Linked DNA regions of Homo sapiens: region 1 is linked to region 2. The links are chromatin loops, found by intact Hi-C in ENCODE. Cell type or tissue: PC-3. All regions are shown on one strand. Links, peaks and the distances in the headings refer to the core of each region. The heading gives the core; the rest is flanking DNA.

Region 1 (15,405 bases), core at 4,870-12,869, 160 kb after region 2:
ACTCCAGCCTGGGTGACAGAGCGAGACTGCATCTCAAAAAAAAAAAAAAAAAGAAAAGATAGTGGTTTTGAAGAGACCCATAAAGAGTATCTTTTTTATTCCTATCTTAATGACCATGTAGAAGACAAGTTGAAATACTCTTGGGTTGGATTGTATATTCATATATATATATATATTCATAAATAGTCATGTATATATTTATGAAACAGTCACCACTGAATTGTGTAGCTGGGATAATGTTCTCAGTGAGATGACCCATAGAGATGGTTTTCATCATTGGTGGTAGCCTGGACTTTTTTTTTTTTTTTTTTTTACAGCCATTAGTGCTTTTCAGGCTCTCTCCAACTGAATATGCTGCTATTAGATAATAATCAATAAACCATGAACTGGCCAGGTGTGGTTAATTCCAGCCCTTTGAGAGGCTGAGGCAGTTGGATCACTTGAGGTCAGAAGTTCGAGACCAGGCCAACATGGTGAAACCCCATCTCTACTAAAAATACAAAAATTAGCCAGGTGTGGTGGCGCATGCCTGTAGTCCCAGCTACTTGGGAGGCTCAGGCAGGAGAATCACTTGAACCCAGGAGGCAGAGGTTGCAGTCACGCCAATGCATTCCAGCCTGGGTGACAGAGCAAGACTCTGTCTTTAAAAAAAAAATAGCGATAATAATAATAAACCATGAACCAACACTAGACCCATATGCTTAAAGTATTAACTAGCAGCCAGTATACCCTCCCTCCACCAAACCAGTAGCCACTTTGCCGGTGCAGAGCATGAGCGGGACAACATTGTTAAAACATGAATTCTGCTTCCAGTGTTCCTGCTGGCTGAACCTGTACTTTGTTGGCGTGTCTTCCTCAATTGCTTCCTCCAGCGAGCTCCCAAAAGCCAAAAAAAAAAAAAAAAAAAAAAAGTTATAGTAGAGAGGATCAGTGGTTTGGCTAGGCTTCTCTGTCTCTTTAATCGTATCTGAAGCATAAAACAAGATGACTGGTAGACTTTTCTCAAAATCCCTCCTAATCAGCCACCTCTACCTTGTATCCTCAGTAGCTTGTACAGATGGCAGGAAGATAAAAATCTACACAGCTACTAGGCTTGCACCTTCCCCACCACCTGCCCAGCCCTTCAATTTTTAGAGGATAATAGATTTTCTTTTCTTTTCTTTTCTTTTTTCTTCTGAGATGGAGTCTTGCTGTGTTGCCCTGGCTGTAGTACAATGGCGTGATCTTGGCTCACTGCAATCTCCACCTCCCGGGTTCAAACGATTCTCCTGCCTCACTGAGCCTTCCCGAGCAGCTGGGACTACAGGCATACGCCACCATGCCCAGCTAATTTCTGTATTTTTGTAGAGACGGGGTTTCATCATGTTGACCAGGCTGGTCTGGAACTCCTGACCTCAGGTGATCCACCTGCCTTGGCCTCCCAAAGTGCTGGGATTACAGGCATGAGCCACCTTGCCCACCTTAGATTTTATTTTCTAGAGCAGTTTAGGTTTACAGAAAAATTGTGCAGAAAGTACAGACATTTTTCATCTAAGCCTGGATCTTAAACCATCAAAGTTTCTGTTGTAGAGAAAAGAGCTGCAGAATTCATGATTCCCAAAATTGTGGATTTATGAAGAGCCACCCTACATCGTGATCTTGGTGGATTTTATCTAGAGAAATCACCAAATCTAGAAACAAATCTAGAAATGAAGCAAGAGCAATTGCAAAATTTAGAAAAACACTTCTGTTCAAAGAGAAATCTAGGCTGATAAGACACATTCCATGCTTATCAGTGTACCTGTCCCTACTCAATTATCACCACACAGCACGTAATAGTTCATGAAATGGATTTACCTTAATTTATTTGGCAATTCTCCCATAGTAGGATATTTAAACTGTTTTCTTCCTTTTTCAATCTTATTTTTCTTGACATTATAATAATGTTGCAATAAAAATATTTGTGCGTAAGTCTTTTCCTTTAAGATTATTTTCTTTTTCTTTCTTTCTTTTCTTTTTTTTTTTTTTTTCCTCAGGGTTTCACTCTGTCACCCAGGCTGGAATGCAGTGGCACACTCACGGCTCATTGCAGCCTCCACTGCCTAGGCTCAAGCAGTCCTCCCACCTCAGCCTCCTGAGTAGCTGAGACCACAGATCCATGCCACCACACCCAGCTCATTTTTAAATTATTTGTGGAGACAAGGTATCACTATGTTGTCCAGGCTAGTCTCAAACTCCTGGGCTTAAGCCATCCTCACAAAGTGCTGGGATTACGGGTGTGAGCCACTGTGCCTTGCCAAGATTCTTTTCTTTCTTTCTGTTTTGTTTTTTTGTTTGTTTTGTTTTGTTTTGTTTTTTATTTATACCGAGTCTTGCTCTGTCATGCAATCTTGGCTCAGTGCAACCTCTGCCTTCTGGATTTAAGTGATTCTCCTGCCTCAGCTCTTGAGTAGCTGGACTACAGGCACCCGCCAATATGCCCAGCTGATTTTTGTATTTTTTAATAGAGACTGGGTTTTGCCATGTTGCCTAGGCTGGTCTCAAACTCCTGACCTCAACTGATCCACCTGTCTTGGCCTTCCAAAAGTGCTGGGATTACAGGTGTGAGCCACCATGCCTGGCCACCAAGATTCTTTTCTTAAGATAAATTCTCAAAATGTAAGCTTACTAGGTCAAAGTATATCAAGATTTGTAAGACACTTGATACTTATTATTCTTAATACTTTACAAAAAAGAGAAAATTACTCCCTTTTAATTTTGGAATCTATAACATGGTAATTATTCAGATTTGCCTTCCCCATGTAGCATTTCTAGGTTCATATTTAAAGGAATTTTTCCTACTGAGCAGTTATTCACTCTCTAGTGTGTGTATGGCGGGGGTGGCCACGGGAGTCAACCAGATTGACACCAAAATCCACTGCAGATGATTTGTGGGTAGAAAGTAGAAGGGAAAGAGGATAAACACTTTTCCTTCTCCCTGTCTCTGATAAATAGCCAAAGACAGGAACATTATTACAGGTGATATAGGAAAAGTGCCTCCGTGACCTCCCACACCCAGGTCCCATCTCAGGAGACAAATTCAGCCCAAGGAGCAAACGAGACCATGAAGTTCACAGCACTCCAGTGTCAGGTGCCCCCCTGTAAAGCTTTGGCTTGATGCAACAACAAAAGGCATTCGCATCCTAACGTGACCTCAGCAGATCTCTTCCTCCACCTCCAAGAGCCGGGAGTTGTACCAGAGCTCTGGCAGCTGCACCTGCCACCACCGGGGAGCCCAAATGAATCATTGCTGTGGCTGAGTGTTTTCCTTTGGGGCCCGGTGAAGCCACTGCTTGTTTTTAATGGTGTTGGCTTAATTCTGGCTCCTGCCCTGAACTGAGTGTGACGATAAGAACATTTCACCTTGTCCCTGCTCTCCAATTACACCACATCAGGACCGCTGCCACTTCCCACTGCTCCGTGGCAGCCCCTCTATGTACCACCCAAGTTGGCTGACTGTGGGATGATAGGACAGAGAAGGAACAAGCCAAGGAGCAAGACAGAGGAGACTAACAGGACGCAGAGGCCACTCTTAACACCACAGGCTTTTTAACTGAAAGGAATGTTAATGGTCACCTGGGTCACTTGATCTCAGTCTCCTTAGGGCCACAGATCTCTGATGATCAGATGAAAGTGGTCGAACTCTCTTTCCAGAAAAATACGCCTTCTCAAATTTCAGGATGTCTCCCAGAATCCCTGAAACCCATTCATCTAGACTAAGTTGTGGTTTGTTTGTTGTTTTTTTTTTTGGTTTTGGTTTTTTTTGAGACAGGATCTCACTCTGTTGCCCAGGATGAAGTGTAGTGGCGTGATCTTGGCTCACTGCAACCTCTGCCTCTCGGCTCAAGAGATTCTCATGCCTCAGCCTCCTGAGTAGCTGGGACAACAGGTGCACATCACCACGCCCAACTAATTTTTGTAATTTTTATAGAGACAGGGTCTTGCTATGTTGCCCAGGCTGGTCTCAAACTCCTGGGCTTAAGCCATCCTTGCACTTTGACCTCCCAAAGTGCTGGGATTACAGGGATGAGCCGCTGTTCCCAGTTAGACTAAGATTTTAATTTACAAACAAGGACATGGAGGCCCAAAGAACATGCAGGAATTAGCCCAAGGTTACACAGAAAATTTACTGAATTTACTTATTTATTTGAGACAAAGTCTTGCCCTGTCGCACAGGCTGGAGTGCAGTGGTGTATCTCAGCTCACTGCAGCCTCCACCTCCTGGGTTCAAGCAATTCTCCTGCCTCAGCCTCCCTAGTAGCTGGGATTACAGGCACATGCCACCACACCCAGCTAATTTTTGTATTTTTAGTAGAGATGGGGTTTCACCATGTTGGCCAGGCTGGTCTTAAACTTCTGACCTCAGGTGATCTGCCCACCTGGCCTCTCAAAGTACTGGGATTACAGGTGTGAGCCACCATGCCCGGCCAGATAACTGAATTTAAACTCAGCTCTCCTGATTGCCAATGTAGGACCCATCAGCCCATAGTAGGAGGCTGTCACCCTGCACTGAGCCCTGTGGCAGCAATTGTGGGAAATTAGGGTGCTTACAACCAAGGAAACAGGATCTCAGACTCATGAAAAAAAAAAAAAAAACCTAAGATCAATGAGTAAGCAATATTCCTGCCATAGAGTCCTCTTTGGAAAGTAGATGCTAATGCCTTCTGTTAGTTCTCCAGGCACTTATTGAGCACCTATGAACATCTCTTAAGCTCTAATCACTGGGAGATTCATTATTTATTAGAAATTAAAACTCGCCTGTAATCCCAGCACTTTGGGAGGCCAAGATGGGTGGACCATCTGAGTTCTAGACCACCCTGGCCAATATGGTGGTAAAACCCCATCTCTACTAAAAATACAAAAATTAGCCGGGCGTGGTGACAGGCGCCTGTAATCCCAGCTACTCAGGGGGCTGAGGCAGGAGAATCGCTTGAACCCAGGTGGCAGAGGTTGCAGTGAGCCGAGATCGTGCCATCGCACTCCAGCCCGGGGGACAAGAGTGAGACTTCATCTCAAAAAGAAAAGAAATTAAAACTCATCATCTCAAGCCTGAAGAGGATGTTGGGTTCCTCAATGTGATTTTTTGTGATTTGTTCAGATGGTGGGTACCCCACCCTGAAATATTTACTACAAAGTTCAAGTAAAGGAGCTTCCTCGTGCTTGCTATTCCATGGACTTTGGCATGAGAATTAGGCACGCTGTTAATGAAGGAGACCAGTGGTTGGACTAAAGGATGCCTTGGTGGCTTCTACTGCAGCCTTAGCTATTCAACAGAGGAACAGAAGACTCCCATGTTGCTGGGAGGTTCTCAGTGACAGTTTCTCAGGACACACACTTTTTAAGTAGCAGGAGACTCAGATTCTGAATTTTTCTTTCTAGAAAGATGCAGGTAGCAGTTTTGATTGATGTTTATCTTAGCGGTTGGATGCTAAGAGGCGGTTTTGTTTTTGTTTGTTTGTTTTAATCATGGAAGGACCTGGTGAAGCCTACAGACTTGCCCTCCAGTCTGAGCTTCTCTGCTGACTGGCCATGTGACTTTGAGCAAGCCTCTTTACTTCTTTCAGCCTTGGTTTTCTCATCTGAAAAGCAGGAATAATATTAATATGGGCATAATGTTCTTAAAGCAACATTAATAGTTCCCTTCCCTAGTTTTACAGCCTATTCTTTTCTTTTTCTTCTTCTTCTTTTTTGTTTTTTTTTTTTTTGAGATGGCGTCTCACTGTGTCGCCCAGGCTGGAGTGCAGTGGCACAATCTCGGCTCACTGCAATCTCTGCCTCCCGAGTTCAAGCGATTCTCATGCCTCAGTCTCCTGAGTACCAGGGTTCACAGGCATGTGCCACCACACCCGGCTGGGGTTTCACCATGTGGACCAAGCTGGTCTCGAACTCCTGACCTCAAGCCATCCACCCGCCTTGGCCTCCCTAAGTGCTGGGATTACAGGTGTAAGCCACTGCGGCCAGCTGACAGCCTATTCTTTTCTTTCTTTTGCAGCACATACTCCATTCTGCCTTGTATTTTTGGTGATAGCTCCCCAGTCTGTCTCTCCTACTAGATGGTAACCTCTCAAGGGCTATCTTTGTAGTCCCTCAAGCCCAGGGCAGCACTTTGTATGCAATGGGTGTATCAGTCAGGGCCCAATCAGGAGATAGAAACCATGCAGTAATTTGAATAGGAGAAATGTAATAGAAGGAATTATTGATCTCTGATGGGAGCAACTATAAGGATGTAAAGGGAACTCCAAAGGATACCCTAAGGCTGAGAGAGAATACCCAGGAAGGACAAACTTGGCAGGGGCCTCTCTGCATGGCTGGGGTTCAGACTTCATTGGAGAAGCAGGATGGTGGGGAAGTTCACGAGGTTGACCTGAGCCAGGGCTGGTTCACAGTGGTTGAGCAGCAGAGCGCCCTCTGGGGTGCAGGCCAGAGGAGGTTGGTGGACAGGGGTGTGTGTGGAGAGAGAGTCGGGGCACGCTGCCAGTGCAAGGCCTGCAGCACGCAGTGCCTGCAGCAGGAGGGCCACCGTGAAGTGGTTACTGGGCCCAGGCTAGGGCTGCAAGGTCACTGAGCAACTATGCACTCCAGGCTTGCAGCTGGGGCAGAGCATGACCGAAAGTCCCCACAGGCACACTCTGCAGCCCAACAACATCCAAATCTGAAGAAATCCCCTTCCTCTTGCAGTGGCCCTTTAGGGCCCCCTACTGATGAGGCTCACTGTAAAGGAGAAATGCTTACAGGGTCCAGTCCATGATCTCAGAGCAGAGGCATAAGGGCGACTTTGGAGCTAAGGCAATACTATGAAAACTGCAATGGGTGCAATGAGGGATCAATAAAATGTTTGAATTAAATCGGAGAAAGCTACATAACCTGTCATGCCCCCCCTTCATCCGTGCTTAGTTCCCTTTCTTTGAGTCCTGTAGATTTTGCCACCAATAAATGTCAAACCTTTTTAACTACTTTTGTAATTTACTCTCTGGAAGCTCATTTCCCTCTGGGGTATTCTGTGTGTGTGTGTGTGTGTGTGTGTGTGGTTTTTGTTGTTGTTGTTGTTTTTGAGACAGAGTCTCACTCTGTCGACCAGGCTGGAGTGCAGTGGCACGATCTCGGCTCACTGCAATGTCCACCTCCCAGGTTCAAGTGATTCTCCTGCCTCAGGCTCCCAAGTAGCTGGGATTACAGGCACATGCCAACATGCCCAGTAGGGACGGGGTTTCTCCATCTCATCATGTTGGCCAGGCTGGTCTTGAACTCCCAGCCTCAAGTAATCCACCTCCCCCAACCCGCCCGACATCAGCCTCCCGAAGTGCTGGGCTTACAGGTGTGAGCCACTGTGCCTGGCCTCTGTGTGTCTTCTTAATGAGGCATGTGTCTCTCTTCTCTTAGCTCATACTTAAAAGAGATTTGCAGAAAGAAAGAAGGAGCGGGGGGGACTGGCTCTCGCAAACAGTGTGAGACCCAGTATTTTATTTCACAACTTATTTCTCCACTTGAACTTGAACTTGTTTCTCCACTGTCTGTTTCATTTCGAGGCAGTTCACTTGTCCCTCCCAAATGCTTTAGGAGTGTCCTGAAGCACTTGACTTCAAGTAGCAGTGGAAAGAATCAGAGCCAATCCAAGAACCAATCTTTCTCTGACTTGGAGAAGTCAGTGGCCACCTCGGGTCAGACTAGGGAGTTAATCTCCTTGGACAAATCTGAAGAGTCCAGTCTCCAAATATTTAGAAAAGAATAGGCAAGAAGAGAAGAACCACCAGCCGACTTGGAGGATAATTACAACACAAATATTATTCAGAAAGCATTTAGAAAGGACTAATCGTTTCAAGTAACTTGAGAATCCAACCGAGATGAGTTGAGCCTATAAAGAGCCCTTCAGATGCCCTCTTGTGGGAGACTGTGTTAATAGGCACCAAGTTTGGGTTAGGACAGTGTTCTTGGGTATCAACCACCCTGTTCTTCCAAAATATTGCATTCTCTCCCGAAGAGTCAGATGTAATTAGTGTTAACTGTTGATTCCCTCCAGGAATGAGCTAAACAGTGGGATGTGGCTACAGTTAAGACTTCCTCTAAGAATGAAGTGGTTGTCCAAACTTAAATCTGTTGGCCGGGCATGGTGGCTCACGCCTGTAATCCCAGCACTTTGGGAGGCCAAGGCGGATGGATCACTTGAGGTCAGGAGTTCAAGACCAGCCTGGCCACCATGGTGAAACCCCCATCTCTACTAAAAATACAAAAATTGGCCGGGCTTGGTGGTGGGCACCTGTAGTCCCAGCTACTCAGGAGGCTGGGGCAGAAGAATGGCTTGAACCCAGGAGGCGGAGATTGCAGTGAGCTCAGATCCCACCACTTCATTCCAGCCTTGAGACTCCGTCTCAAAAAAAGAAAGCTGTTTATCATCCTGCAGAAGGATGATTATCCCTTTAGACCAGAAAAATGACAGTGAGAAGAACTAGAAGAACTTAATTTTTCCACTGAAATTTAGACTTTTTTTTTTTTTTGAGACAGTCTCACTCTGTCACTCAGGCTGGAGTGCAGTGGCGCAATCTCGGCTCACTGCAACCTCTGCCTCCTGGGTTCAAGTGATTCTTCTGCCTCAGCCTCCCAAGTAGCTGGGATTACAGGTGTGCAGCATCACGCCCGGCTAATTTTTGTATTTTTGGTAGAGACAGGGTTTCACCATATTGGCCAAGCTGGTCTCAAACTCCTGACCTCAAGTGATCTGCCCACCTCGGCCTCCCAAAGCGCTGCGATTACAGGCATGAACCACTGAGCCCAGGCCGACATTTATATCTATATATTGCGGCTGTGTTGTTGTTGTTGTTATTATTATTATTATTATTATTATTATTATTATTATTATTATTTTGCAAGTGATGTGCATTCTGGGCCAGTGAAACCTAGAGCAGATTGGCAGGAAACCATCTCAGTGTCTTACCAAGCTTTACCTTGTTACCTTTATGTGTACAAAGGAAATTGTGCCCTTAAATGATCAAGAAAAACAGGTGTGTTTCCCCTGGATAATGAGATTGTGGTTTATTTTCTTATTTTTGCTTATCTATATTTTCTGCAATGAGCATGTTTTATTTGTGAAACTAAATATATATAAAAATATATGGCCGGGCGCGGTGGCTCACGCCTGTAATCCCAGCACTTTGGGAGGCTGAGGCGGGCGGATCACGAGGTCAGGAGATCGAGACCATCCTGGCTAACACGGTGAAACCCCGTCTCTACTAAAAATACAAAAAATTAGCCGGGCGTGGTGGTGGGCGCCTGTAATCCCAGCTACTCGGGAGGCTGAGGCAGGAGAATGGCATGAACCCAAGAGGCGGAGCTTGCAGTGAGCCGGGATAGCGCCACTGCAGTCCAGCTTGGGCGAAAGAGTGAGACTCCGTCTCAAAAACCAAAAAAAAAAAAAAAAAAAAAAATATATATATATATAAAATATATATTTTTAACATATATATAATTTTAATTTTAAAAAACACACACTTTTCTAACTCTTGGCCTATATCCCTGCTTTTTGACTCAAATTTAGCCAGACCCTTTCCAACCTCTTTACTCCTCCTGTTCAGGTGAACTGCCAAAAATCAGCAGACTTCAGTTTGGGAAGAGATTTTTTTTTTTTGGAAGAGATTAATTTCCTCACTCTTGAACTCCTAAAAACAGCCCAGTTTTTCTTCTACCTCTCACCAAGCAGTGATTGATGCTACACCTGCCTCTGATGTGACAAAACCAAAGCCATGAATCAAAGCCTTCTATGATTCTTGCGCATTCTGAGGCTGGTGAAAGCACTAGCCGGGGGCCCTGAGACGTGTGAAGATGCTCTGTGTGGGGGTTATTCTGCCTCGGGCACTTTGGAGGGTAACACCTGCTATCACTAACCTTTGATATGTTGCTCTGCTTTTTCAGATTTTCGACAATGAAGCCAAAGACGTGGAGAGAGAAGTTTGCTTTATTGATATTGCCTGCGATGAAATTCCAGAGCGCTACTACAAAGAATCTGAGGTAAGCAACAGTTGGGATGAGATGTGGAAGATTCATTCATTCATTCATTCCACAACTATTTCTTAAGTGCCTCCTAACTTGGGAGGATGCCATCTCTCGTCGTGTGGATTCAATTTGCTTTCGTATCTTGCTGGTTCTTTTTGCAAGTCTCAAAATTAAGTCTCTAACTCTTCAGGGACCATCATTGGCCCTGGCTGTTACTCAATCTCCACTTAGTTTTCCTGTCTCCCAACTCTGCCATCATTTTTGGCAACGTCAGTATCCATAGGGCTGGACCATCCAACACACTGGCCTTGCTGAAAAACAACAGTCTCCCCAATTACATGCGCTCTTTTTTTTTTTTTTTTCTTTTTTTTTTTTGAGATGGAGTCTCGCCCAGGCTGGAGTGTGGTGGTGTGATCTCACTGTGGCATCTGCCTCCCAGGTTCAAGCCATTCTCCTGCCTCAGCCTCCTGAGTATGTGGGATTACAGGCGCCCACCACCATACCTGGCTAATTTTTGTATTTTTAGTAGAGATGGGGTTTCACCCTGTTGGCCAGGCTGGTCTCCAACTTCTGATCTCAAATGATCAGCCCACCTTGGCCTCCCAAAGCACTGGGATTACAGGCATGAGCCACCTGTGTTTTATTTGTATCTGAATCAATCCTTGAAAACTTTGATAGCTCATTCCAGCACAGCTCCTTTCTCTCAAAACAGCAAGCACCTTAATGAGGACATCTCCTTTGTTCTTGGCTGAGAATAAATTTCAGAGAACTTCTTTCTGTCTGGTTTTCAACCTACCAGGATCCATCCTTTGCCTTAGTTCTACCTTCTTGTTATACGGTTTGTGCAAGTCACCATTTATATCCCATTAGTATTTTATTAATGGCTGCTGACGGAACTTGGGTGACCCACTTGTAAATAACATCCCAGCCCTGCAATGACAGCAGATGCAGGGCTATTTTTGTTGGTTAGCGACATGCCACCAATCCCAATATGTTTGGAATCAGGGCCCCAGACTCGTCCTTGAGCCGTAACACGTGGACCTTGAAACTCTTCTCCCAGAGTCATCAAGGCTGATGGGAGACACAATAAATAAACTTATTCAAAATGAATTCTGTCGTTACGCAAATAAACCAGGCTCCCGACGTGGTTCAGATTTCTTTTGCCTCCACATTTTGGGGTTCATTTCGGTATAAAAGTCTTACCTGATCTTAGCAAATGCTCGGCTGCTTAATTGCAGGCGCTTATGTTCAGCTGCTGTCCCTGAAAGGGCTGGGGAGAGGCTGATGTGGATCACTCTGTGTTGCTCATCTCCACCCAAAGGGTGAGCGTTTTAACATCATCAGCTTTCATTATGCTCTGTGGCCAACCACACCTATGCATTTTAAGATAAAGAAAGTTAAACGCTCCCTACGTAACTGTGGACCCGCCGAAGAGGGAAATAAACAGGGCCACTGACCTTCCCCTTGTCTCACTCCACAGAAATCCTATAGTTTCATGTCAAGTCCGCCAGTGCTTAATGGGGCTCTGATGATGCGCAGAGCATTGTGCAAAGCACTCCTGTGACGCCTCGGGCCCCCCCGGGCTGCTGTCCTACCTGGACCTCCCGGCCTCTTTGGGAGCTCTGGGCCTTCCAGGAAAGCAGGGTTGCCAGAAAACTCTGAACTAATTTCAGCTTTTCCTCCCAGTGTGCTTTGGCGTGGCTCTGCCTGGACTTCAGGGAGTTCCCTCCTGATTCAGTAGGAAGTCTTGATACAAATATAGAATATTAATGAAGAAATCAAGTCTCATTTCTAGTCAACGTGCCTGACTCATTTCCCTGTGCTCTGTGCCCCCAAAGAACCTCCACTAGAAAGCTTCCTTTCATTCACACAGACATTCGAGGAGCTTTTCCTTCATGCTTCACAGGGTCACTCATGGGCACGTCCGTACCTCCTTCCCTGGGTCCTAGAGTATTCTTCCCTGGATGCAGCTTGGCCAAGGAGATGAGTGGTAAAGAGTCCAGTAATTATTCATCCAATAAATATTTATGGAGTCCTCACTGAGTGTCACATACAATGTTAAGATGGGGATGTCTGGGCATGGTGCCTCACGCCTGTAATCCCAGCACTTTGGGAGGCCAAGGCAGGCGGCTCACTTGAGTTCAGGAGTTCGAGACCAGCCTGATCAACATGGCAAAAACTCTACTAAAAATACAAAAATTAGCCGGCAGGGTGGTCAGCTACTCGGGAGGCTGACGCATGAGAATCGCTTGAACCTGGGAAGTGGAGGCTGCAATGAGCTGAGATCACAACAGAGTGAGAAACTGTCTCAAAAAAAAACAGCAATGAGCCAAAGAGATGCTTAGGGTCCCTCCCTTCAGGACACTTCCAATCTAACAAATACCACGCAGAGAGTATTTGGCGAACAGTAGAGAAATAGTCACACAGATACATATGGAGTTCAGAGTCACACGTGCAGGAAGGCAGGTACGGGGAGAGACTGTGATAAGGAAACTGAATTTAAGAGGATAGGATCAGGAGACATGCTATGGAAAAAATGACATTTCAGGCCGGGCGCAGTGCCTCACGCCTGTAATCCCAGCATTTTGGGAGGCCGAGGCAGGCAGATCACCTGAGGTCAGGAGTTTGAGACCAGCCTGGCCAACAGAATGAAACCCCAACTCTACTAAAAATATAAAAATTGCCCGGGCATGGTGGCATGCGCCTTTAGTCCCGGCTACTCAGAAGACTGAGGCAGGAGAATCACTTGAAGTCCCAGCGACTCAGGAGGCTGAGGTTGAACCCAGGAGGCGGTGGTTACAGTGAGCCGAGATGGCACCACTGCAATCCAGCCTGGGCAACAGAGACTCGGTCTCAAAAAAAATAATAATAAATAATAAATGAAGCTGAGGTGTCATAGGATCTAAATTATGCTTTTAAAATATTGTTCTGGATGGAGAATGGACTGGAGAAGAACAGAGTCAGGAGACCACCAAGGTCACTATTGTGATTTATATTGTCGGTTACTTAGGTTCTGTCGTGGCTTGCGCTAGAGGGCTGGTGGCAGAGATGGACAGGAGCAGATGGTTTGGAGGTATATTTTGAAGATGAGTTGACAGGGATTGCTCATGGATTGGATGTGGGGATGAGGTTGAAGGAGGAATTGGGATGGCCTTAAGGATTCTGGCTTGGGCAACTGATAGATGGGGGTGCTGCTTACTGAAATGGGAAGGTGAGAAGAGAGGTATACGTTGGAGAAAGATGAGTGGATTTTGTGATGTCAGTGAGGCATCTAACACAGACAGAAATGAGTCTGGAGCTTAGGTGAGAGATCTGGGAGACCAATTTGAGAGTATTTGGCGAATAGGAGATTTAAAAATCCTGGGGATGGATGAGAGGAAGAAAGCATGAAATATAAATGGGAAAGGGGTTCAAGTCTGAGCCTTCAAGGATGGCAGCATATGGAGATCAGGTTGAATCTAAAAGAATCAGGAGTCTAAAAGAATTGGCCAGAAAGTTAGGAGGAAAACACAGAAATGCACCAAGGAATGCAAGTTTCAAGAGGAGGAGAGTGACCAGAGGTGCTGAATGCTGCCAAGAGATCGAGTAGGAAGAGAATGGAAAACTGTCCGCTGGAGCAGTTCTCAACTGGGGGTGATTATTGCCTCACGAGGATGCTTGGCAATGCCTATAGACATTCTTGGTTGTCAAAACATAGGAGGTGCTACTGGTATCTAGAGTGTAGAGGCCAGGGATACTGCTAAAATCCTCTACAGCACAGAAAGCCCCTCACAACAAAGAATTATCTGGCTCCAGCTGGGCGCGGTGGCTCACGCCTATAATCCCAGCACTTTGGGAGGCCGAGGCAGGTGAATCACAAGGTCAGGAGTTCAAGACCAGCCTGGCCAACATGGTGAAACCTCGTTTCTTCTAAAAATTCAAAAAATTAGCCGGCCATGGTGGTAGGTGCCTGTAATTCCATCTACTCGTGAGGCTGAGGCAGGAGAATCACTTGAACCCAGGAGGCCGAGATTGCGCTACTGCACTCCAGCCCAGGCGACAGTGCGAGACTCCGTTTCAAAAAAAAAAAAAAAAAAAAAAGCATTATCTGGCTCCAAATGTCCATAGTGCCAAGGCTGGGAAGCCTTGTTCTACAGGAAGAGGTGATTGAAGATGGATGGAACTCTGGATTCAGCTTTGACGCTCAGGGCCACCCCTGGCCCGCCCTGGAGTCTTACGGTTACTAAATGGATGCGGGAGAAGGGGCCCCATAGGGCTGAGCCCTGCACATTCATCATCCATTGTGTGACCTCCCAGGGGATCTGCTGGCATCTGGAACAGGTGGAATTCCTCCTCCGTGGACCTGGCAGCCGGACCACAAAGGGCTATAGGTACCACTGGGAGCCTGCAATAAAATCTTAGAAAAAGCATTCCCCCAGGGGCGACTCCCTCGTAACCCCAGCCCCATCACCTTCAACAGGCCAGAATACAGACTGCAGTCTGAACCCACCCAAAGGAAGAGGGGTGAGTTTCCTGGGCTGTTTTGGTGGTTGTGTCTACTGTAAACACACCAGGGACTGGGAATAAGAGGAACAACCGATTCAGAAGGCAAACCATTTCCAAACAAATGTCTAACTGGCACACTGTAGATAATTAACACCCTCCACCCCACCACAGGAGTTTCCTTCTAAAATGAAATCTGACCTTGTTCTTTGCTTGAAACCCCTCACTGGCCCTCCTTTAGAGTTCAGCTCACACAGGACTCCCCCTTTCTGAGTTTTCCTGGGCATGCCCCCACCACTGCTGGTCTGGAGGCAGCAAAGTTCTGGTCCGTGGCTTCTAGATCATGCTAGGTTATGCTAGCTCATCACTATGGCATGAGCTCTGCGAAGACAAGAGCTGGCTCTTTCCCAGCCGCTGCCACAGCACCAGTGCTTAGCAGGCGCTCACTCAATGGTTGCTGAATGAATGAGTGAAGGCAAGGGACTTTGCTTTTTTTCTTCCAGCAGTGACAATTTCAGAGCAACCGCTATCAAAGAAAATGAATTCGTTGCCATTAAGCAAGCAGTTGTGAATCAGAGTTCCTTTTTTTTTTTAATCGGAGGCATCCAGCTCCATGGGCCTTTTCTTCCCATCCATCTTTGTAAGTTGACGATGTCAGCGTCCTAAATAGAAACGCTCTTTATGTGAGGAAGCCGGATGCTGATGGGCCGAATCTGTTCCTGGATTTTTTTGATGCTGATGAACCCAGACCAGGGTTATCTGGGTTGCTCCTCTCCACTCAGCTACTGTTGCACACACACACGGCCATCCAGGCCAAAGGAGGGGATGAAAGCACTTTCCTTTCTTTTTCCATTTCTCCCTGGAAACCTTTGAGCCACACAATCAAGACTGCCTCTCTCATGAAGGTGACCAGAGCTTGGA
Region 2 (15,405 bases), core at 2,759-10,758:
GCAGACCACAGAGCAGAGAGGGCCTCTGCCCTTTTATTGTCCTGTGAGAGAGATGGATATTCACAAATAATCCTGTCCCTAATTAATTGCAGCTGAGATAACCATTATAAAAGAAACTAGAGAGTGTGACAAGGGGTGACTATCTCTTGGTCTTGGTTGTCAGGCAATGCTATGGAAGGGTTATTTAGAGTCGTAGAAGTGTCTAGTACAACCACCAGCTGATGAAGATAGTACAGGAGGAAGCAGGCATGTTTGAGACATGGTGAGTTTCAGGCTCAATTAAGGAGCTGGAGATAGCTACCAGCTGTTAGCAACACTGGGGGCGTGCAGGAGCAGCATCAGGGACAGATTTGGGAGTCCCTTGGGGAAGCCGTGGTGAAGCCACAGGAATGAACAGGTGGCTTTCTTTCCTTTTTTTTTTTTTTTTTTTGAGATGGAGTCTCACTCTGCCGCCCAGGCTGGAGTGCAGTGGCATGATCTCGGCTCACTGCAAGCTCTGCCTCCCAGGTTCTGGCCATTCTCCTGCCTCAGCCTCCCGAGTAGCTGGGACTACTGGTGCCCACCACCACGCCCAGCTAAATTTTTTTGTAGTTTTAGTAGAGACGGGGTTTCACCGTGTTAGCCAGGAGGGTCTCGATCTCCTGACCTCGTGATCCGCCCACCTCAGCCTCCCAAAGTGCTGGGATTACAGGTGTGAACCACCGTGCCTGGCCGCTTTTTTTTTTGAGACGGAGTCTTGTTCTGTTGCCCAGGCTGGAGTGCAGTGGCACTATCTCGGCTCACTGCAACCTCTGCCTCCCAGGTTCAAGCGATTCTCCTGCCTCCACCTCCCAGGTTCAAGCGATTCTCCTGCCTCAGCCTCCCAAGTAGCTGGGATCACAGGCACCCACCACCACGCCTGGCTAATTTTTGTATTTTTAGTAGAGACGAGGTTTCGCCATGTTGGCCAGGCTGGTCTCAAACTCCTGACCTCAGGTGATTCGCCTGCCTCGGCCTCCCAAAGTGTTGCAATTACAGGAGTCAGCCACTGCGCCTGGCCCAGGTGACTTTCTTGAGAGAGTATGGAGAGGGATCTGGGAGAATGTCTGGATGAAACCTTCTTTAAGGGCCTGTCACCTACATGCAATAAAGACCATACTAATTGTAATAAGACCATTGTTTACTTTTTGTTCCCCAACTGGTGCAATTTTCCCAGTCCCTGTAGTAGCCCCAGGATGGCTCAGAAACTGTCTGGGTTCCTGCTGTAGACACTGTGAGAACTTCCTTTCCAAGTGTAGCCAAGCACCCGCCCCACTGCTGCAGCCTGTGCCATCCTCCCCCTTCTCTGCACACATTGCATATCCCTGTGGTCTCCGTTTTGAGCTCAGAGTGTGGGCCTCCAACCCTCAGCACCGTATCACTCCGTAGCTTATTAGAAATGCAGAATCTGCAGCCCCCGCCCAGCTTGCTGAATCAGCCTCTGTGTTTTAACAAGATCCCCGGGATCTGTCTGCCTGTTGACAAGGGAGAAGCCTGGTCTCGGTTACCTCCTCCTCAGCGTCCTGAGCCTGGCTGGATCGCCAGCACACTCAGACCAGCGGCCCCAGGCTCTTGTGACAGCAGCCGTCAGACCCGTGGGAGTTCAGGTGCGGGTCATCAGGGCCCTGCTGGCTACTCCACCTCTCTGGGTCCCTCAGCTCAGAGATTCCACTTGAGTGTAGAGAGAATTGTTCCCCTCTGCTCTGGTGCCCTCTTTGCACTAATGTTTAGGGACCTAGAAAGGGCATCAGGAAATAAGACAGAACAAAAGCCACCAAGAGGAAGAAGGAAATTCAAGTGCCATAGCTATAGAGAGGCTCAGGAGGATAAAAACAAAGCAATAGCAGGGGCTGAGAGATTTTTTAAAAATCAGCTTTACTGTGATATATAATATATATATGTGTGTGTATATGTATATATATAATTTTTTTTTGAGACAGAATCTTGTTTTGTCATCCAGGCTGGAGTGCAGTTGTGCAATCTCAGCTCACTGTAACCTCCGCCTCCTGGGTTCAAGCGATTCTCCTGCCTCAGCCTCCCAAGTAGCCAGGATTATAGGCACACACCACCACACTTGGCTAATTTATGTATTTTTAGTAGAGATGGGGTTTCACCATGTCGGCCAGGCTGTTTTCAAGCTCCTGACCTCGAGTGATCTGCCCACTTTGGCCTCCCAAAATGCTGGGATTACAGGCATGAGCCACCACACCTGGCCATATTGTGATATAGCTAACATAGAATAGAACTCACTTTAAGTGTACAGCTTGATGAGTTTTAACATATATATACACACACTGTAGTCATGTAACCACTGCCCCATCAAGATACAGAACATTTCATCACCCCTAGAACTTCCCTTGTGACTTTTAGCTGTCAATTACTTCTCTCTACCCCCCACATTCCCCACTCCTGTTCCTAACAAGCACTGATCTGCTTTTGCACTAAAGTCTTGCCTTTCTTAAAGTTTCCTATAGATGCAGTCATACAGATGTAGTCTCTTGTGTCTCACTTCTTTTGCTCAACACAATGTTTTTGAAATTCATCCATATTCCCCGTCCGGGAGGGAGGTGGGGGGGGTCAGCCCCCCTGCCCGGCCAGCCGCCCCGTCCGGGAGGTGAGGGGCACCTCTGCCCGGCCGCCCCTACTGGGAAGTGAGGAGCCCCTCTGCCCGGCCACCACCCCGTCTGGGAGGTGTACCCAACAGCTCATTGAGAACAGGCCAGGATGACAATGGCGGCTTTGTGGAATAGAAAGGCGGGAAAGGTGGGGAAAAGATTGAGAAATCGGATGGTTGCCGTGTCTGTGTAGAAAGAAGTAGACATGGGAGACTTTTCATTTTGTTCTGCACTAAGAAAAATTCCTCTGCCTTGGGATCCTGTTGATCTGTGACCTTACCCCCAACCCTGTGCTCTCTGAAACATGTGCTGTGTCCACTCAGGGTTAAATGGATTAAGGGCGGTGCAAGATGTGCTTTGTTAAACAGATGCTTGAAGGCAGCATGCTCGTTAAGAGTCATCACCAATCCCTAATCTCAAGTAATCAGGGACACAAACACTGCGGAAGGCCGCAGGGTCCTCTGCCTAGGAAAACCAGAGACCTTTGTTCACTTGTTTATCTGCTGACCTTCCCTCCACTATTGTCCCATGACCCTGCCAAATCCCCCTCTGTGAGAAACACCCAAGAATTATCAATAAAAAAATAAATTAAAAAAAAAATGTAAAAAAAAAAAATGTAAAAAAAAAAAAAAAAGAAATTCATCCATATTATTGGATGTATCAATAGTTTGTTCCTTTTTATTGCATAGTAGCATTCCCCTGAATGGATATACCACAGTCTGTTTATTCATTTACCAGTTGATGGACATTTGGGTTACTTCCAGTTTTGGATGATTTTGAGTAAAGTTGCAATGAACATTCACATACAAGTCCTTGTGTGGACCTACGTCTTCATTTGAGAGATTTTTTTCCTTTTAAACTTTTTATTTTATTAGGTTGGTGCAAAAGAAACTGTGGTTTTTGCCATTACTTTCAATGGCAAAAACCACAATTACTTTTGCACCAACCTAAATCTTCCCTCTCTCTGGATTTGCAATTATTCTGTAAATCTAAAGTTAACTTTAGCTAAATCAGGTTGACATCATATACCCCCTAAAGTTAACTTTAGATTTACAGAAGAGTTGCAAATCCAGAGAACCCCCCGTAGTCTTCATCCACCTTCCCCCAATGTTAATATCGTACTAATTATGATACATTTATCAAAACTCAAAAATTAACATGGGCACAGTTGTATTAACTAAACTCCCGACTTTCTTCAGATTTCACCAGTTTTTTCCACTAATGTCCTTTTTCTGTTCCAGGATTTAATCAGGATATAATGTTGCACTTAATTATTATATCATAATAGTCACTTTCAATCTATGTCAATTTCTCTGTCTCTCCTTGTTTTTTTATGACTTTGACATTTATGAAGTGGGCTGGTCAAGTATTTTGTAGGATGTCCCTCAATCTGGATTTGTCTGATGTTTTCTGATCATTAGACTGCAGTTGGGGTTTGGGGAAAGAATACCCCAGAGGTGAAATGGCCTTCTCATCACATAATATTAGGGGGCACATGATATCTACCTGATTGCTCACTGGTGAAGTTAACCTTGATCACTTGGTTAAGGCGTTGTCTACCAGAGTTACCCACCGTAAGCTGCTAATTTCCCTTTCCATACTCTGTTCCAGGGGTGTCCAATCTTTTGGCTGCCCTGGGACACATTGGAAGAAGAATTGTCTTGGGCAACACATAAAATACATCATTAACACTATGACAGCTGTTGAGCTAAAAAAAAAAAAAAAAAAAAAAAAAAAAAAAAGGACCGGGTGCGGTGGCTCACACCTGTAATCCCAACACTTTGGGAGGCCGAGGCGGGTGGGTCACGAGGTCAGGAGATCGAGACCATCCTGGCTAACACAGTGAAACCCCATCTCTACTAAAAATAGAAAAAATTAGCCGGGCGTGGTGGTGGGCGCCTGTAGTCCCAGCTACTCAGGAGGCTGAGGCAGGAGAATGGTGTGAATCCAGGAGGAGGAGTTTGCAGTAAGCCGAGATTGCACCACTGCACTCCAGCCTGGGTGACAGAGGGAAACTCTGTCTCAAAAGAAAAAAAAAAAAAAAGGTCTGTGCATAAATATCATAATGTTTTAAGAAAGTTTATGAATTTGTGTTGGGCCACATTCAAAGCTGTCCTGGGCCACGGGTTGGACAAGCTTACCGTCTATTCATTAGAAGTGAGTCACTCAGGGGAGGGAGATTAGGCCCTGCCTCCTACAGGGAGGGGTTTCAAAGAATTTGTGGACATATGCTAAAACCAGCACCATAATTAATGTGGTATTTTTTTTTTTTTGACGGAGTCTTGCTCTGTAGCCCAGGCTGGAGTGCAGTGGCCTGATCTCGGCTCACTGCAAGCTCTGCCTCTCAGGTTCATGCCATTCTCCTGCCTCAGCCTCCTGAGTAGCTGGGACTACAGGTGCGCACCACCATGCCCAACTAATTTTTTTGTATTTTTAGTAGAGAAGGGGTTTCACCATGTTAGCCAGGATGGTCGCGATCTCCTGACCTCGTGATCCACCCGCCTTGGCCTCCCAAAATGCTGGGAATACAGGTGTGAGCCACCGTGCCCGGCCAATTAATGTATTTTTATTATTTTAAAAGTTATTCTTATTTTTAGAGATAGAGTCTCACTATGTTGCCCATGCTGGTCTTGAACTCCTGGGCTCAAGCTGTCTACCCACCTCGGCCTCCTAAGTGCTGGGATTATAGGCGTGAGCCACTTTACCTGGCCTGCTTGTTTTTTTGAGACAGAGTCTCGCTCTGTCGCCCAGGCTGGAGTTCAGTGGCACAATCTCGGCTCACTGCAAGCTCCACCTCCTGGGTTCACGCCATTCTCCTGCCTCAGCCTCCCGAGTAGCTGGGACTACAGGCGCCCGCCACTACATCCGGCTAATTTTTTTGTATTTTTTTAGTAGAGACGGGGTTTCACCGACCTCGTGATCTGCACGCCTCAGCCTCCCAAAGTGCTGGGATTACAGGTGTGAGCCACCGCCCCCGGCCCTGGTGTGCTTTTTAATATTTTTTGGAGATGGGGTCTTGTTATGTTTCCCAGGCTGGCCTTGAACTCCTGAGCTCAAGTGATGCTCATGCCTCAGCCTTCAGAGTAGCAGGCATTACAGGTGCATGCCACCTCACCTGGCTAATAAATGTTTTTGGAGGGATGTGTTGAGCCTATGCAGGTATCCTGTTTCCCCTTAAAGTTTGCCCATGAACTTAACATTCCTCAGTGGACCCTGCCTGCAGCTATTATTACTGTAATGTTCTCCTGGTGATTTTCTATTCTCCCATGCCTTCTGCCTTTATTACATGGAATTCTTCTGTAAGGGAAATTTGTTTCTTCTCCAGGTATTTGTTTATCTATCCTCTCATTTATTTATATCAGTGTGGACTCACAAGTACTTATTTTATTCTCTGGGTGAGAGATGTTTTTAAGATGGGAAAATGGACTACTTTAAGTTAACCTAACTGTGAGCCAGGTAGCAGGAGGTGTGGGGAGGAGGAGCATAGATGCTGGGGGAGGAATGGGCGGTGGATGGAGCGAAGTTCCTAGGAAGGTCAGTGAGAAGGAGATCCGGAGGTGGGGGTCTTGGCAAAAACAAGGGACACCCTGTTCCCACAAATGGGTAAGAGGAAAGTTTGGGAGGGTCGATTTCCATGTCAGGAAGGAGAACTTGAAGGAGTTCCAACTAATTAGCTTTTGTCTTCTCCGTCAAGATGTTTTCTGTGACGACAATGGGAAGTTGACTTTTGGAATTTTAATTGTCTTGGCCAAAATTCCTGGCCTCTAGAGTAACGTTTCTCAACCTCAGCCCTGCCGACATTTGGAGCAGATAATTCATTGTTGTGGGAGCCGTCTTGTGCATTGCAGGCTGTGTCGCAGCATCCCTGGCCTCTACCCTCTAGATGCTTTAGTGCCCTCTCCTGTTTCCCCAGCAGTGACCACCAAAATGTCTCCAGGCAGTGTCAAATGTGCCCTGGGGAGCAAAATCGCCCCATGCTGAGAACCACAGATCTAAAATTAACACACACAATTCTGGCAATCCGTAGGATTCTTCTTCTCTTTATTTTTATTTTTTTGTCTCCCTCTGTTGCCAAGGCTGGAGTGCAGTGGCATGATCCATAGCTCATTGCAGCCTTGACCTCCCGGGCTCAAACAATCCTCCCACCTCAGCCTCCTGAGAAGCTAGGACTGCAGGTGCACACCACCATGCCCGGCGGCTTTTTTTTTTTTCTTGAAGAGGGGGACTCACTGTGTTGCTCAGGCTGGTCTCAAACTCTTGGGCTCAAGCAGTCCTCCTACCTCAGCCTCCCAAAGTGTTGGGATTATAGGCATGAGCCACTGCATCCAGCCCACGGGATTCTTGACCATTACTTTGAAAGACTAAGATGATGGCATTCACCTATTAATTTTCTGCAGAAAGAGCTAAGCTGCTCTAGTGTGAACACTCAACGTTGACGCTATGGATGAGGGAGGGCCCTGCTTTCTTGGGAATAGCGGATGGTCCTTTCAGCACACAGCACAGATGAATGAAGAGGAAATGAAGTTCTGGTTCGCAGAGGGTCTTTGGTTCTGAAAAGCGTTGCCGTGGTTCTAGCCTTCCTCGCGGTGGAGGGTGTTTTGCTTTCTGCGCGGTTTCTGTGTGGGCCGTGGGAAGCAACTTGATTGTTATCACAGTTGGGGACACAGCAGCTCTTCTCATAGGTTAATTTCTGAAAGCCCATTTGTTCTAAATCCAACGTGACGCCTACCGAGCTGGGTACAACATTGGTTTGTTTCATAAAACAGCCCGGGGTGTTTGGGACTCTTACTCCTTTACAACTCTCATTTGACTGTCCAAAGATGCTTGCACTGGGGCCTAATTTTCTGTCACCTTCCCTACGTTTTTAACAAGACACTGCCATTTCAAACATAGCGAACACGACAGATTGAGGAACAAGGCCAAGGCAGAGGCTGCGACGACCTCGTACAGCCGCTGATGCCATCTGTTGGTGGCTGGCAGAACTGATGCCCTTTGCTGCGAGGGAGCTTTGTTTATTGCACAGAAAGTTGAAAGTTGGCAGCAGAGAACCTTGTTACCACCTGGGAGGATAGGATTGGCAGGATTAGGGAGGACTGGAAGGGGAGGGAATGCGTGTTTGCTTTGTAGGTTGTGCATCAGTAAGCACAATCAGGATTCAGTGCCAGGAATCCATAGTTGAAACAATTTTAGGAGGATTTTTCAAGGTTCTGGCTGGGATGCCATGGGGACCTCCAATCCATTTCTCAGTCGACTGTCAGTTAAGGCATTGGGCTGTGGGAAGTTAACAGAGCAACAGAGCGGTCTCTAACGTAAAAAAACCCCAGTGTCTCCCATAGAGCTAGCATGCAGTCCTTATTTGTGGAATTTGATATTGAGGGACAGTATTAACTCCTCACTCTAATCAAAGAAGCTATGATAATATGATGCAAAACAACTATTATATTCTATCCCCTTCCAAAGTGCTTTCAAAGACTAAATTTGTCTTGATACCAATCCATTTATACCAACACATCCCCACATTTCTGATGATGAAACAGATTCCTAGAGACTAAATTTCTTTCTTTTCTTTTTTTTTTTTTTTGAGATGGAGTCTCGCTTTGTCACCCAGGCTGGAGTGCAGTGGCACGATCTTGGGTCACTGCAGCCTCTGTCCCCCCAGGTTCAAGTGATTGCCCTGCCTCAGCCTCCTGAGGAGCTGGGATTACAGGCATGCACCACCATGCCCGGCTAATTTTTGTATTTTTAGTGGAGACGGGGTTTCCCCATGTTGGCCAGGCTGGTCTTGAACTCCTGACCTCAGGTAATTCACCCGCCTTGGCCTCCCAAAGTGCTGGGATTAAGGTGTTACCCACCACGCCCGGCCTAGAGACTAAATTTCTTAGGTCCATATGTCTGCTTGATAGCAAGAGCTGGAATTAGTTCAGCCAGTGGGTTCTTAACTCTGGATGCATATAAGAATCACCTGGGAAACAAAAAAAAATCTTAGTGGTTGGCTTCACTCTCAGATATACAGATTTATTTTTTAATTTTTGTTTATTTTTTTGTAGAGATGGGGTCTCACTATGTTGCCCAGGCTGGTCTTGAATTCCTGGGCTCAAGCAATACTCCCACCTCCACCTCCCAAAGTTCTGGCATTACAGGTGTGAGCCACTGTGCCTGGCCAGATATATGGATTAACGGGGCCGGGCCAGGGCTGGGTCCTGGGCTGTGATTCTAACCTGCTGCCTGGGGTTGAAGCGCTTCTCCTCCAGGTGTGGTCCATGAACCAGTCGCATCAGCATCACCTGCGAGCTTGTTAGAAATGCAGAGTCTCAGGCCCCACCCCAGACCCTCTGAATCAGAACCTGCATTGCAACAAGGTTCTCAGATGATTCCTGTGCATGGCGAAGTTTGGAAACTCTGAGTGTTGCTTTTGAGATCAGACATACAGTGCTATCCATTGGTGTCTGTGGAGGATGTCTTATTTGTTTATTTATGAGACAGGTCTCTGTCACCAGGGCTGGAGTGCAATGGCATGATCGCAGCACACTGCAGCCTCTACCTTCTGGGCTCAAGGGACCCTCCTGCCTCAGCCCCCCAAGTACCTGAGACTACAGGTGTGTGCCAACACACCCAGCTCTTTTTTTTTTTTTTTTTTTTTTGAGATGGAGTTTCACTCTTATTGCCCAGGCTGGAGTGCAATGGCACAGTCTTCACTCACTGCAACCTCTGCCTCCCGGGTTCAAGCGATTCTCCTGCCTCAGCCTCCCAAGTAGCTGGGATTACAGGCATATGCCACTACACCAGCTGATTTTGTATTTTTAGTAGAGATGGGGTTTCACTATGTTGGTTAAACTGGTCTCGAACTCCTGACCTCAGCTGATCCACCCATCTTGGCCTCCCAAAATGCTGGGATTACAGACGTGAGCCACCGTGTCCAGCCTGCCCAGCTCATTTTTATTTATTTATTTATTTTTTGGTAGAGACAGGGTCTTGCTATGTTGCCCAGGCTGGTCTTGAACTCCTGGCCTTAAGTGATCCTCCACCTCAGCCCCCCAAAGTACTTGGATTACAGATTACAGGCATAAGCCACCGCATCAGGTCTGTTTAATTTTTACCATTCAGACAGCACTCAAGGCCTAGTGTGAGTGGCCTCCATCGAGGGCCCTGGGCTTCCCTCTACCCTGAGGGTTCCATGTGCCTCCCAGGTTGAAGCCATGAGAGAGTCCAGAACTACCCCCACCCCAAAAAAAGTCTTGCTCATGGCCAGCTGAGTGTTCCACAGCCCTTGATTTCTGGGTGTGTCATAATGTAGTCACCAAGTCAGGCCTGTGGGCTGCCTCTGGGTCCTTCCTGTTGAGAGTGATGGCATGTCACTGCTGGCTTCCCCGAGGATGAGAGGTTCAACTTGTTTGGTTCGGCCCCTAAGATTCTCTTACATTACCTCTAGCTCAGACACTCTGCTTGTATTGGAAAACTGGGAGGCAGTGCCTTTTCCTCTTTCTTCCTTTCTGAAATAGAAGGTACTCAGTAGATGTTGGATTTGGAATATTGGAATGAAATGAAGGCTGTGTGGGCCTCTGGGCAGCCTTTGGTGTTAGAAACAGGCTTCATCCCTGCTGGACTTGAGTTTCAGTTGAGGAGCTCCTATCTGGGCAGCACTCTTCACCAGCAAAGGCTGTCCGTGGTCTTTTGAAAAGAGATCTTTTTTAGTTCATTTCTTAAAATCCAGTGCTATATGAGAGCCAGTCTGATCTTTTCTAAATCTGTACTTTCATTTTGGGTAGCGCCTAAAAGAGACACAGCAGTCCCTGTTCAACCTCTTTTCGGGAAACCAAGAGCCTTGGCTGCTTATTCATCCCTTCTCTGCCGTTTTCAACAACAAACCCCCTTTGATGAAAGACCATTCTGAGACAGGCTAGAGCTGGTTCCCCTTTTATTTCTCCTCTTTTCCAAGCTCCCCTCTGCCACCTCCTGTATCTCTTCCAACCTTCCTCCCCCAAAGAAAAACAACAACAAACCAAACTTTGAAAAAACAAGGGAGGCTTGTCCCCATTGGTGAAATCCCTTGAAAGGATGTCACTGAGAAAGGGTCTCTGTGGCCCTCTTTTTCCGCAAGCGTTGGGAGGTCTCTGAGGATCTGACCTGGGGAGACTGGAGCGCTAATTATACGCACAGAAGCCATTCATTAGTTGCCACTAGCAAGAAGACTTGGCCAATGCTCACTCCTCTGAATTCAGAGGTTTTGAAAGAACCCCAAACTGAGCCTGCGACTTTCTTCAATCTTTTTTTTTTTTTAATATATATATATTTCTTTCTTCTCCAGCCTCTCTGTTCTCCTCTGTTGCCCACAGCAACCTCAGCAGTTGGTACCAGCACAGAGTGGAGAGGGCAGGCCAGGTTACCTCGGTGTCAAGCAATCATTACTGAGCAATTCACCAGAGCCTCACAAAGAAACAGATTTCTCTGAAAATCTCCCGATCCAAACCACCCCCAATATTTAACCAGCAACTCCCCAACCCTACCTTTCCTGAGAGGTCCGTGTTTTCTAGTACCTGAGCAGACAGTTATGAGCCACTGCCTCCCTGCCTTTTTGAGGCCTTTCTTTACCAACAATGCTTTGTTAACTCTTTAACACACTTTCCTGATGTTCACACTTTCTGCCTACCACACACACGTCCAGTAGAGACAGACAAGGGGGAGAATTAAATGATTAGCCAGCAGCTGCCCATGAGGAACAGGCAGTCAGGCCATAGGTTTTTCCCTTTTCCGCTTTACCATGAGACAGTGCTTTGTCAAAAGGAAGTGCCAAAGTTGTCATGGAAATAAATCATTAGCTAGATTGAGCTATCTTTAATTTGGGCGGGAGTCTGCCATTAATATGTCTAAATCTCAGTTTACAAATGAGCACTTGATGACTTGATTCCTGACACTTATTCTTGTGATTCTTTTGAATCTCAATTAGTAAGACTTTCTTTCTCATAGAATGCCATACGGCTTCTTGGAACAAAGGACAAACGGGTAGAATGCTTGAAACAGACCAAATCAAAGATTATGATTTTTTTTTCTGAAGGGAAGAAAAAAATAAAATTGGAAAAATAAAAATAAGGCTTATCATGATATCCTGCCGTCTGATTTCTAAAAGTACAGTTCCTTTAGGTTCTAAGGACTGGCATGTTCTTTGTGATATTTGTCAATGACATGTGAAATGTGCTCTGAGTAAAGGCATTTTCTTCTGCAATGTTCATTTCTATTTCAATGGTCTGCCTCAGTACTTTTCTTTAATTAATACTGTTTATGCTCACTGATGAATAATTCAGAGTTGTACAAGCAACAGATGTCAGCGGATTCAAAATGACTTTCCCTGAATTATTTATTATTTCCAAAAAAGTAACAGGTTTGTTGAACAAGTAATTGGCAACACAGATGTAGATCAAGGTTTGTCAGCAGGCAACAAGTTTCACTACTGTTTCCCCTTTTGTGCATGTTGATAACCAGGATGGCATTGTCTAGGAGCGGGGGTCTGCCTGATACCACTGCTTAGGGAGTCATTGACCCATCCTGTTGCTGACTTGGAGAGCTGGAACCTTAGTTGGTTTCCAGGTTGTCTAACGATGAAACATGAATGGAAATTCATCCAAAAATGTAATTAATGAATGTAGGCTTGTAAATATCTCGCAGACAGAATGACTTAATACAGGTGCCCAGAAAGAGGGAACATCTTTGTTTGCAGGGATATGTTAAGAATAGAGACCTAGAAGAAAAATAATTTGACAGATATGTAAAGGTTTATGTATAAGAATGTTCTCTGCAGTGCTGTTTATGACAGAATTTTTGCAAGGAGACAACTCAACGTCCAACAATGAAAGACTGGTTAGATAAATTCTGGTAGATCCAAGCAGTGAAATATTATATCACCACTGTAATGATATATATGTATTTTTGATCTGGAAAAATGTCAACATATTAAATAAAAGATGATATTAAGTGAGAGAGTCTATAAACCGATATGGCTTATTTCTGTAGGAAAATACATGTATGTATTTTTTTTTGTAGGCATAGGGAAAAGTCTAGAAGGAACTACCCCAAAATATTAATAGTGGTTATTTAGGGGTAGTAGGATCCAGCATGACTTTTCTTCTGTCTCACATATTTTGCCATCATTTTCACTGTAAGTATGCTTATGTTATGAATCTCAGTTAATACGACTTTCTTTCTCATAGAATGCCATACCTCTTCTTGGAACAAAGCACACATGGGTAGAAGGCTAAGCTGCTGTAACAAGAGATCCAACAACATTGTGACTTAAAGAAATAAATCTCAGGCTGGGTACTGTGGCTCATGCCTGTAATCCCAGCAATTTGGGAGGCTGAGGTGGGCGGAGCACCTGACATCAGGAGTTCGAGACCAGCCTGGCCAGCATGGCAAAACCCCATCTCTACAAAAAATACAAAAATTAGCTGGGCGCAGTGGTGCACGCCTGTAACCCCAGCTACTTAGGAGGCTGAGGCAGGAGAATCCCTTGAACCCAGGAGGCGGAGGTTGCAGTGCGCTGAGATCGTGCCACTGCACCTCCAGCCTAGGCGACAGAGCGAGACCTGGCCTGCCTTGTTATCTTCTAAAGAGCCAAGTCTGGGTGCTGTCGTGAGAAGGAAACATGGGTATGGAAGAGGCACAACTTGCCGTCTCAAGGCCCTGGTCCAAAAGTGGCCCATATCACTCCTGCTCCCAGCCCTTAGCAGGGACATAGGCACATGGCCATACTCCACTGCCAGCTGCAAAGCAGGCTGGGAACAAAATCCTTACAGGCATTTATGTGACCAGCAATAGCTCTGTGCTATGGAGAAAAGAGAAAAGGAATTTTGCTGGGACAGCTTTCGGTCTCTGCTAAATTTATTGATTGATTTTCAAATTTTTTTTAGATATGAGGTCTTGCTTTGTTGCCCAGGTAGGTCTTGAACTCCTGGGCTCAAGCGATTCCCCCACCTTGGCCTCCCAAAGTGGGATTACAGGCATGAGCTACCATGCCCAGCTGCTACTAAATTTATTACCCGTAAAATAAAAATAAAAATAAATTTAAAAAGGAAGTTGAGTTTTGATTCGATGTCTTCAGAGGGCATTTCCTTTTGGAATTAATCATACAGAAGATGTATACTCTGAAGCAATTTGAAGATTTAAAAAAAAAAAAAGGAAAGGTATAAAATGTGGACACTGCCTTCCAGGGATTTACAGTCTGATTGAGAAACCGGACCAATAACAATTCGAAGTAGTATATGCAAAAGGCCAGAGAGTGTTCAGATAAGTGCAGAGGAGCAAATTGGCTAGGGTCATGGAATAAGGCTTAGATAAATTGAAAGGCTTGCAATTCTGCTTTGTTGAGCTACCAGGATTACTTGTACTTTTGGAAGAAATAAAACTATTTGTGTTTTGTGACATTTTAGGGTAGCGTGACCTCCCCTTACAACACAGAGGAACTGAATCATATTTTCCTACTGACTGACTAACAGTAATTTAAGACTCTAATTGGTCTTCCGTTAGCTGTCATTTATTGTAATTCTTTGTGAAATGCACATGATCTTTAACATAAAATATCTTGGAAGAGCTACAACTTAAAGGAAACTTGACTTGATAATGTAAAAATTATCTTTTAAATAATTTTTTAAATATATGGTTTTAAAGCTTTTTAATATGGTTATCTTGAGTAGGGTATTTCTAGGCTTATTTGGAAGGCAAACCAAAAAGCATAGAGAGTTTTTTTTCCTCCCTTGGATAGAAATTTTTCTGTCTTTAATAGATTAATGGTAATCATATAACACATTACCTCCTTCACAATAAGATCAAATTTTGCAAATCTTTTGCCTTGAATCAGATTCTTCAACTCTGGAGTTTAGGTTAGTAGAACCCAAAAATATGTTGTTTTATGCACAAAGCCTCGCAAAGTCAAGTGGTAGATTTTGACCTCTTCTTTAACCTACCCTGAATGTAGTCCCTTAAAACATGATGGAATCCACATTTGGTATTTCCCTGCTATTTCATGAGATGCAACAAAATGTTTCAAGGGAGACAGTAGGAACCATTTGGTGCTTTGGTGATCTTTTCAGGAAAATCTGGTTTCGGAAGCCCCATAAGGCGAGAATTATTGCAAATAAGGCCCAGATTTGAAAATTGCTGTTTTGCAAATTGTGCTTATTCTAGGAATAATGATTTCTACAGCTGGGAAGAACTTTAAAAATTGGGTGAACCAGTTGCCTGCTTTGACAGATGAGGTACTGCAATGCAGAGAGGTCAAGCTAGTTGCTGGGGTCACCTAGCTCATTTGTGACAAAACTAGGAACCGTGGGTCTGACTCAGTCCTCTGCCCTGCCGCCCTGTACCACAGTAGGCCTCTCTATATTATGCCGCTTGGTAGTCACCCACCTTGCTTCCTACCATCAAAAGGAACTTCTGGTAGAAACTCCTTTCACAGCCTCCTGATCTGCAGGAGTGATGAATTTAGCCTGGGATGAACTGGGAGTGGCAGAGCCATCTTTAAACCCCAGGTCCTTTCTGGATGCTTTGTTTGCAGAAGAGCTGCAGAGATCATGAGGGACATTTCTTGATTCATATTAATCAGAAACTCATTTGGGGCAGAATTTGAACTTGTAGCCAATTTTATAAGGAAGTTTCACAGCTAAAACCTCTCTGTGTTGTAAAAGGAGGTCATACTACCCTAAAATGTCACAAAACATTTTACTTCTTCCAAAAGTACAAGTAATCCTGGTATCCAGATAAAGAAGTTTTAATTTGTTTTTAT

Evidence for each region. Hi-C counts contacts between places; a loop is a spot of excess contacts. Peaks named below come from ENCODE experiments on the same cell type or tissue, not always from the same donor. Only the 100,000 strongest peaks of a DNase experiment are listed, where the experiment ranks them.
Region 1: it touches region 2 in a loop (8-fold over the local background); 8 of 110 quality-filtered maps call a loop at or near these places.

The regions. Positions count from the first base shown.
Region 1 is chr17:67,622,222-67,637,626 of GRCh38, forward strand. PITPNC1 (phosphatidylinositol transfer protein cytoplasmic 1) reads left to right here. Exons shown (of 9, transcript NM_012417.4): 6 at 9,922-10,017. Among named protein-coding and RNA genes, the nearest start is that of NOL11, 88 kb to the right of the region's middle. In PC-3, for the core only: CTCF peaks have their summits at 6,651 and 7,907 (motif pointing left); a DNase peak (open chromatin) is centred at 7,890; H3K27ac peaks cover 424 bases.
Region 2 is chr17:67,467,990-67,483,394 of GRCh38, forward strand. The region is part of intron 1 of PITPNC1 (phosphatidylinositol transfer protein cytoplasmic 1); the gene reads left to right. It overlaps MIR548D2 (microRNA 548d-2), which reads right to left and starts at 3,596; the gene lies at 3,500-3,596. It overlaps MIR548AA2 (microRNA 548aa-2), which reads left to right and starts at 3,500; the gene lies at 3,500-3,596. RefSeq lists an enhancer at 9,734-9,923. In PC-3, for the core only: a CTCF peak has its summit at 7,614 (motif pointing left); DNase peaks (open chromatin) are centred at 4,792, 7,622 and 9,952; H3K27ac peaks cover 3,421 bases.